Linked DNA regions of Homo sapiens: regions 1 and 2 are each linked to region 3. The links are chromatin contacts, found by Hi-C in ENCODE. All regions are on one chromosome and are shown on one strand. The core of a region is the stretch at or near the end of the contact, and the rest is flanking DNA. Distances in the headings are between cores, read along the strand shown. Region 1 holds the start of BANP (BTG3 associated nuclear protein). Region 2 has its middle 28 kb from the start of MIR6775. Region 3 holds the start of ZCCHC14 (zinc finger CCHC-type containing 14).

Region 1 (2,880 bases), core at 65-2,564, 460 kb before region 3:
CGCAAGAATATATTCTTATTTTAATCGCCAGACACGGGAAGTGGACCCACATACAGAATTTTACCGCGTTTTGGTGTTTTCTTCTAGCACTGGATATCTGCGAGCTGCGTGTTAAATGACCAGATCCAGTTTTTATTTGACGTTTCCTGAGCTTACTCAGAACCACTCACTACTCCAAGTTATTTTTCTGTCCCCTAAGAACTTCCAGCTAAAAGTGAACCCTACAACTGCCTCCTCTTATCAATTATTTACTGTAGTGCGAGTTCCAGCATCGCCATCAGGCCCTGGAGTACATTCCTGGGCAGAACAGGCAACTCCAAACAGGGCAATTACCTGTTCCACATCAACAACTGTGTGACCCGGGCCCTCCCCGGTCAGGGTGCAAGCTCGCTACCCTTCAAAGCCCACACTCGCTCCACTTGCTCACAGTTCTTCAGGGATGATGTATTTCTCCAATAGCAAGACAACCCCTACCATCTCATCAGTGAAAAACATCAGTCCTCTATCAAGGCAATCTCTCCAATTTGCTCACACAGTGTGGATGGAATGTCATCTACTTTCTGCATCCTAGGGGGGAAAAAGAAAACGGCCACCTTCCTTAAGGACTAGATCACAGAAATCGCACAAACGTGCTGGGGAGGGGGCACCCCGAGGTCCTCGTTCATCGGGGCCCCTCGGGGGACGGGCTGGGGTCGTCGCCGAGGTCTGCGGTCCCCGAGAGCGCCCCTTGCGTGTGCAAGTCCTGGGCTATGGGGCTCCGGTCCACAGCCACGGAGGAGGCACAAAAACGATGCCTGTCGCTCCCGCCTGGCTGGCAGGAGCGACCCCCTTGGGAGACTTCGGGCCCCAGAGGAGCCCGGGCGCGGTTCTAGGCCTTTCCAGTCTCCCCGCCGTGGCTCCGGGTCCTTCCCGCGGGGCGAGGCCCGGGACAGAGGTCGGGAGCGCGAGGCCCCCGGGCCGGGCTGCGGCAGCCGCGGCTCAACGGACGCCGGGCGCGGTGGGGCCGGGGGTGCGGAAGCGAGGAAGCGGGAGCCCCTCTTCCGGGGCGCGGCCGGGGACGGGGAGCGGGGCCCGGGGGGCGATCGCCCGGCCCGGGCGGTTGGCGGCGGCGGGGCTGCGGCGCGGGCGGCCCGGCGGGCGGGAGGAGGAGGGAGGAGGGAGATCTCGCTCTCGCTCTCGCCCCGCGGGAAGGGGGAGGCGGAGGCGCGACCGGCTGCGGGAGCTGCAATTACCGTGTGGGCTGCGGAATTCTCGTGGTGTTTGTCGGGGAGATGCGATAATGGCGTCCGTCCTCGCGAGAGAAGCCGCCGCTCTGCGCAGGCGCCGCGAGCCCCTCCCCGCGACGCTCGGCCCCCGCCCTCCGCGCAGGCTCACTGGGCGCGCGGGCCCGGGGGCGGGGCACCCCTGTGGCAGTGAGGCCAGCTGCGCGCGCTTTTCCCGCTCGGCCTCCTGGTGAGCATGCGCAGGCGGCCTTCTTCCGCGACGGTACCGGCTTCCCAGGGCTTTTTTCCCCCCGTTTTTCGCCCACGCCCATGGCCTGCGTGAGAACAATCACCTCAGTGGACGGTCTGAGGAATTTGCATCTTCTTTGAGACGGAATGAATACGCATTAGCTCCCTCAACTACTACACCTCCCAGGGTGCCCTGCGCAAGCTGGGAGCCATGCATTCGGGGACTCGTAGTCCCTGCGTCTGGGCCATGCCTGCCGGGACTTGTAGTCTCTCCGGACTCCGGTGGCCCGTCCTGTCCCCGCACCAAGGGTTGCTGGGACTTGTAGTTACGATGTCTCAGGTGGGCTGTGCGCCCCCAGCGGGTCCTACCTGCTGCTGCGGCGGGTCCTGCCCTGAGGTTCCGGAGCGCTTGGTGGCGTTTTCCCTGACATAAGTGGTCAGGGGTCCCCAGTGTCTATCCAGAGGGGCCTGAGTGCACGCGCGCGGGACTTAGCACACGCGGCAGTGATTATGGTCTTAGATAAGTCCTATAGGTAACACATAATATAAATAAGTGATGGCGGCCGGGCACGGTGGATCACGCCTGTAATCTCAGCCCTGTGGGAGGCCAAGGCGGGCGGAACACCTGAGGTAAAGGGTTCGCGACCAGCCTGGCCAACATGGCGAAACCCTGTCTCTACTAAAAATACAAAATTATGCCGGGCGTGGTGGCGGGCGCCTTGTAATCCCAACTACTCGGGAGGCTGAGGCAGGAGAATCGCTTGAGCCCGCGAGTCAGAGGTTGCAGTGAGCCGAGATCGCGCCACTGCACTCCAGCCTGGCGACAGAGCGAGACTCTGTCTCAAAAAAAAAAAAAGTGATGACGTGAATGTGCACACGTAGAATAAATGTGCAAATGTGCGTTTGTGGGTAATCACAGGAAAAAATTCCCAAACCATAGCGCAGTTCCCAGAAATGTCATTCCTGGTTATCTCCCTCTGCTAATCTAGGATTACCTTGCCTTTCATTTTCTTCTTTATACTCGCCTCTGTTTCCTCAATTATTTGCAATGAGCAAGAATGCCTTTGAGCTCCCAAACACAGGGCGAGGCAGCTATTTTCACTGGGAAAAAGAAAATGCTGGCCGGGCGCGGCGGCTCACGCCTGTAATCCCAGCACTTTGGGAGGCCGAGGCGGGTGGATCACGAGGTCAGGAGATCGAGACCATCCTGGCTAACACGGTGAAACCCCGTCTCTACTAAAAATACAAAAAATTAGCCCGGCGCGGTGGCAGGCGCCTGTAGTCCCAGCTACTCGGGAGGCTGAGGCGGGAGAATGGCGTGAACCCGGGAGGCGGAGCTTGCAGTGAGCCGAGATGGCGCCACTGGACTCCAGCCTGGGCAGCAGAACGAGACTCCGTCTCAAGAAAAAAAAAAAAAAAAAGAAAGAAA
Region 2 (2,989 bases), core at 250-2,749, 310 kb before region 3:
ACATTCAGGACAGTCTGCCGGGTGGGATTAGGATTGCAGGCATCACCACCACCCTGTCTGCACCAGTGGCAGACATAAGCAATCGATGGCAGCACTGTCTCTCCCAGCCCGGGTTTTTCAGTCTTGGTCACTGGGATTGGGGGCTGGATAATTCTTCACTGTGGGGTTAATTGGTTGTTTCCTGTGCATTGCAGGATGCTTAGCAGCATCCTTGGCCTCCACCGACTGGAGGCCAGCAGCAACCTCCCCGTTAGTTAATTGTGACAACCCAAAAATATTTTACGCCAAGTTTGTCCGACCTGTGGCCCAGTGCAGCTTTGAATGAGGCCCAACACAAATTTATAAACTTTTTTTTTTTTTTTGAGATGGAGTCTTGCTCTGTTGCTCAGGCAGGAGTGCAGTGGCGTAATCTCAGCTCACTGGAACCTCTGCCTCCTGGGTTCAAGAAATTATCCTGCCTCAGCCTCCCAAGTATCTGGGACTACAGGCAGGCACCACCACGCCTGGCTAATTTTTGTATTTTTAGTAGAGACGGGGTTTCACCATGTTGGCCAGGCTGGTCTCGAACTCCTGACCTCAGTGATCCACCCACCTCAGCTTCCCAAAGTGCTGAGATCATAGGCATGAGCCACTGCATCCAGCCCAAATTCGTAAACTTGCTTAAAACATTATGAGATTTTTTTTGTGATTTTCTCTTAGCTCATCAGCTATTGTTAGTGCATTTGATGTGTGGCCCAAGACAATTCTTCTTCCAGGGTGGCCCAGGAAAGCCAAAAGATTGGACACCCCTGTTCTAAACATTGCTGTATCCCCTGGTTAAGAACTAAGTCCAGCTGCAAACACCAGGCTGCAGGCAGGCAGCATCATCACTGGGAGCTGGTGGTGCGAAGCCTCTCTCCCGTGTCTGCTGGGGTGTGGACCGTGTGGCTTTGCATATGTGTGCTCTGTGAGGTGCCTGGGTGATGCTCCCCCTTCCAGGCCCTGCATGGCTGGCGTTATCTCGAAACGCTGGCAGCCATCCTGGCTCCCATCGTCCCTGTGAGGATTAAAGGGCAGGGCTGACTCCTTAAAGGGCCCCACCCCAACCTCCCTGCCCTCCTCCCTCCCTGCTTCCAGGAACCGCGCCTCCAGGGGTGGCTCACAGGGGAGCCTGCCGTGTCCCAGGTGAGGGCAGGTGCGTGTCAGAGCAGCTCAGAGGAGCAACTGGACCGTATGACACCCATTATCTCCAATTGTACAGGTGCCAACCTGCCCACAAAGGGTGCAGCATGTTCTGGAGAGAAAGAGGAGCCCCCGGGGCACCTCCATTCCCATCCCACTCATGAACCCAGCCCCCAGGGCTTAGTGACTTTACATCAACGGCAGCTCTGCCCCAGCTGCACCCTCCCATGCTGGATGAAAAAGAGGCTGGTGGCTGATGTAAGAGGCAGACATGATTCAAGCAGGAAGTATGAGTTACAGCCCTGCCCGGCAGCTCCGTTTGGAAAGGCGGCTGCATCTGCACCAGGTGGCGGCAAGGCAATTAGAGCAATTAGTGGGGCCTTGTGTAGCTCTGTGGAAGGAGGACCTGAAAGAGACCCACAGAAAAGGGAAGCCCCCTCCTCCCGGAGCCCTTACAAATGCACGTGGGCACAGAAGTGGGAAAGAAAACAAGAGCCGCCCTGCAGGCACCTCCCAGGACAGGCCCCGTTGGGGCTGGGTGGGCGCCGCCGGGCTGCTGGGGAAATGATTCTGGGAGGCAGAAGACCTGACTGCAGTCTTCTGCAGGACAGCGTGGGGATGTAAGGCAGTGGGCTTTTTAAAGAGCTGTGGGCCGTGCCCCGGCTGCAAAGGGAGGGGCCTGGGGTGCCGGGAGGCCCGGCTGCAGCTTTACCTGGCTGTATGTTGGACAGGGGCTGCGGGTGTCTGCGCAGAACACGGCTCCTTTGAGAGAACTGTCGGTGCCACTTTTGTTTCCGACACATGTATGCGTATGTCTGTGGATTTCTGAACGTGAGTCATGGTAAGGGAGGTTGACAGATGTCGTCCTCAGCCACACGCCCCTTGACCACAGTGGTGTGTCTTGGTCACCTTCGTGTCCTAGGTACCCTAAAGCTGCCTCCTCCTCCGTGTGGGGAGGGAGTGGGGCTGCAGTGACTTCACTGGAAGAGCATGTTCTTGGAGGGGGCGAGGTAGGGGCAGGGGCCTCTCTGGGTGTCCTGTGCGTCTGCTCTCCACTCTGATGCCTGGCCCTCTGCGGCCTCCTTGCTCGTCCCTGGAGGCTTCGTGGTCCTGGCCCCTGGGGGGCTGCTGCTCCCACAGCTTCTATTGCCCCCACTCCCCCAGGCTGGGCTCCCACCTCACCCCACCATCCTCCGGAGCAGGGGAAACTGCGCCCTGTTCATCCAATGTAAATGAGGATTCTGACAGCCATCGAGCTCAGCTTGGCCTTCTCAGACTTCCACTGGGAGAACTCAGGGTCCAATTAAACTCCAGAACCAGGTGAGCTGCACCTTCTCAGGTATCAAAACACAGGGCCCGCCAGGCACGGTGGCTCACACCTGTAATCCCGTAAGTTTGGGAGGCCGAGGCAGGTGGATCACCTGAGGTCAGGAGTTCGAGACCAGCCTGGCCAACATGGTGAAACCGCTTCTCTATTAAAAATACAAAAAATTGGCCTGGCATGGTGGCTCATGCCTGTAATCCCAGCACTTTGGGAGGCCGAGGCGGGCGGATCACCTGAGGTCAGGAGTTCGAGACCAGCCTCAACATGGAGAAATCCTGTCTCTACTAAAAATACAAAATTAGCCAGGCCTGGTGGTGCATGCCTGTTGTCCCAGCTACTCGGGAGGCTGAGGCAGGAGAATTGCTTGAACCTGGGAGGTGGAGGTTGTGGTGAGCTGAGATCGTGCCACTTCACTCCAGCCTTGGCAACAAGAGTGAAACTCTGTCTCAAAAAAAAAAAAAAAAAAAAATTAGCCCGGTATGGTGGTGCATGCCTGTAATCCTA
Region 3 (2,792 bases), core at 176-2,675:
AGATTTTTGCTTCTTCCTACACTGACAAAGAACACTGGGGCAGCTCCAGGGAAATGTGCCCAAGGTGTGGAGGGGGCTGGGGGAGTGGAGAGCAATTTTTTTTGTTCCCAACCATGCCTTTCTGCAATCTCTGTTCATCCTCGAAGACCTAAGACTGGAGAATGTGGGGTTTGTTTGTTTTGGAGCGACTGGGGCGGGGAGGGGGGGTCTCACCATGTTGCCCAGGTTGGTCTTAAACTCTTGGCCTCAAGCGATCCTCCTGCCTCGGTCTACCCAGTAGCTGGAACCACAGGCGTGCCAGATTCGGCTGAAGAGTTTTGTTAGGAAGTTTTCAGCACCTTGGACCATATCCTGAAAAAGTTCATTCATTGATTTAACCAATCTCTAGTGTGCACTGCCCAGAACCAGAGTGTAAGCTCCACAGGGTAGGGAGGGCGCCAGCTTTGCTCTCAGCTGCCCCCGGGCGCTTGGGACCTGGAACCCATGAATGAACAGACCCCGTTCTAGATCAACAGACATTCAAAGCAGCGCTCTAGGGGAAGGGCAGGGGAGGAATGAGCGTCCAGCCCCCGCGGCTCTACTTCTATGCCTGTGTGTAAGTGGTGGGATTTAAAGGTGGTTGGGTGCACCGGCCCTTCCCCCACCTGCAATCCGGTGCCAATGCAAGTGCCAGGGGAGGGTGGCGTTTCTGTTTACTTCCAGCCAGGTCAGCTCCCTTGCCCCCTCCCCTGTGTTTGCATTTTCTGCGTTTGGCGAGCTGGTGAAGTAGCCGCGGAAAGAAGGCGGATTTAAAGGCTCCATTTGGACGAGGCTTTTGGAGAAAGCTTGCACCTCCCATCACACCCCCAGGGCAAGTCAGCCGCCTCAAAAGTGCCGGTGCCGGCCCTCTGTGAGCTCAACACCTTCGCACAAACCTCGGGGGCGGTTATTATTACCCTCTTTTTCCCGGGGAGGCGCCTGGGGCTCAGAGAGGCCAAGTGACTCGCCCAAGGTCACACAGCTTTGCAGTGGCCGACCCGGGATTGGAACCCGGGGCTCCGGACCCCGCGGCGGCCGTTTCTCGAAGATACCCACTACCTCCCTCTTACACCGCTCAAAAATAAAGCAGGAAGGCCGAACGCCCCGTTTTCGCCGAAAAACAATGCTCCACGCAAATTTGCGGGAACAAAAGCAACCAGAAATCCAGCCCGGGTTTTCCGCCTCTCCGATTCCGCGGACCAATCGCGTCTTGACGGCCGCCGAGGGACGGGAGGCGGTGGCCCCAACATGATCGACAGCCCCCAGGGAGGCGTGGCCGCGGAACGGGCGAATGGGATTGGGGACCCGGCACAATCACGGGCCGAGAACGGGCCGCCTGAGCCAATCAGTGGGGGGGGGACGGGCCCGGCAGGCCCGGGCTGTCGCGAGAGGCGGCCACCCCGCCCACTTCTGCTGATCCCGGCCGCCCGTCAGCCGCGAGCGCGACGATCCCTCCGCTCCTCGGCCGGCGCCTCCTCCGCCGTCGCCGTCGCCGTCGCCGTCGCCGTCGCCGCCGCCGCCGCGCTCGGGCCCGGATCCGTCCGCCGCGCGGGAGCAGCAAGGCCGGCAAGTCCCGGCCGGATCCCTCCGCGCCTCCCGCCGCGCGTCCCTCCCCCTCCAGCGTCCGTTTCGCGGCCGCGGCCCCCAGCGCTCCCCAGGCGGCGACGCCGCGCCCGCGGCCCGGGGTAACGGCCGGCCTGGGCGGAGGCGCGGGCGGCGGCGACGGCATGGCCGGGGCGGCTCCGTCGGGGGGCGGCCCGCAGTGACAGACCCTGCGGCGCGGGGGGAGATGGGGGCGGCCGCCTCCCGGGCGACGACGACGACGACGACGAGGAGCAGCCGCCGCCGCCGCCGCGCACCGGCCGCCGCTGGGCACGGGCGCGGGGAAGGCGCCTCCCCGTGAGCGGGGGGCCCGAGGCCGCTCGCCGCCCCCGGCCGCCCCGGCCGCCCCGGGCCCCCCCGGCGCCCCGCGCGCGCCCGCCCGCCGGCCCCTGACGGGAGCCTTGCCCGGCCCCGGTCCCCGCCCCCGCCCCGGCGCCCGCCCGGCCCGCGGCGCCCGCGCGCCCTCGCCCGGACCCGGCCCCGGCCCGCGCGTCCCCGGTCCCGGCGCGCCCCGGCCGCGGCCCCCGGCGCCCCCCGGCCGCCCCCGCGCGGTCCCCGGCCCCGGGTCGCGGCGCGGCGCGGGCGGCAGCATGGTGGAGAAGCGCTGCCCGCTGCAGAGGGACGGCGTGTACCGCTGGTTCTCGGAGCTGCCGTCGCCGCAGCGCGTGGAGTTCCTGTGCGGCCTGCTGGACCTGTGCATCCCGCTCGAGCTTCGCTTCCTCGGCTCGTGCCTGGAGGACCTGGCCCGCAAGGACTACCACTCGCTGCGCGACTCGGAGATCAAGGCCAACAACCCGGCCGACCTGGGCAGCCTCACCAACCTGACGGACGAGGTGGTGCGCAGCAAGCTGCTGGTGTCGCTGGCGCTGCTGGGCTCGGAGCAGCGCGAGGCGGCGGGCGTGCTCTACCGCACGCTCACGCACATCGACTCCATCATCCACAACTACGGGCTGCAGCTTAACGAGGGCCGCACGGGCGATGAGTTCCTGCTGCTGTTCACCATGGCCTCCAACCACCCGGCCTTCAGCTTCCACCAGAAGCAGGTGCTGCGCCAGGAGCTCACGCAGATCCAGAGCAGCCTGAACGGCGGCGGGGGCCACGGCGGCAAGGGCGCGCCCGGGCCGGGCGGCGCGCTGCCCACTTGCCCAGCCTGCCACAAGGTGCGTGCCCGC

What was found. A loop is a pair of places that touch in the nucleus more often than their neighbours do. Pooled maps may share reads with other maps.
Region 1: a map of CD4-positive, alpha-beta T cell shows a loop between it and region 3 (8-fold over the local background). The contact joins the promoter of BANP here to the promoter of ZCCHC14 in region 3. A Hi-C loop is called at or near these places in 2 of 168 maps with a recorded cell type or tissue (CD4-positive, alpha-beta T cell and naive thymus-derived CD4-positive, alpha-beta T cell), 6 of 37 single-sample maps with no recorded cell type and 16 of 50 pooled maps.
Region 2: a pooled map shows a loop between it and region 3 (20-fold over the local background). The contact joins the enhancer-like site here to the promoter of ZCCHC14 in region 3. A Hi-C loop is called at or near these places in 3 of 37 single-sample maps with no recorded cell type and 4 of 50 pooled maps.

What each region holds. Positions count from the first base shown.
Region 1 is chr16:87,949,868-87,952,747 of GRCh38, reverse strand. It overlaps BANP (BTG3 associated nuclear protein), which reads right to left and starts at 1,314. Exons shown (of 14, transcript NM_001386991.1): 1 at 1,233-1,314. RefSeq lists silencers at 819-918, 939-998, 1,029-1,148, 1,159-1,458 and enhancers at 747-1,389, 1,649-1,958.
Region 2 is chr16:87,805,386-87,808,374 of GRCh38, reverse strand. No RefSeq gene overlaps it. Among named protein-coding and RNA genes, the nearest start is that of MIR6775, 28 kb to the left of the region's middle. RefSeq lists enhancers at 726-865, 916-1,035, 569-1,510, 1,116-1,515, 1,511-2,454 and a silencer at 2,379-2,717. Within about 2 kb of position 1,499, at least 23 of the 41 ENCODE cell types and tissues checked have a DNase peak (open chromatin) inside an H3K27ac peak, as active enhancers do.
Region 3 is chr16:87,491,657-87,494,448 of GRCh38, reverse strand. ZCCHC14 (zinc finger CCHC-type containing 14) reads left to right here and starts at 1,425. Exons shown (of 13, transcript NM_015144.3): 1 at 1,425-2,780. The coding sequence starts at 2,211. It overlaps ZCCHC14-DT (ZCCHC14 divergent transcript), which reads right to left and starts at 262. Exons shown (of 4, transcript NR_110943.1): 1 at 214-262. RefSeq lists a silencer at 1,307-1,486.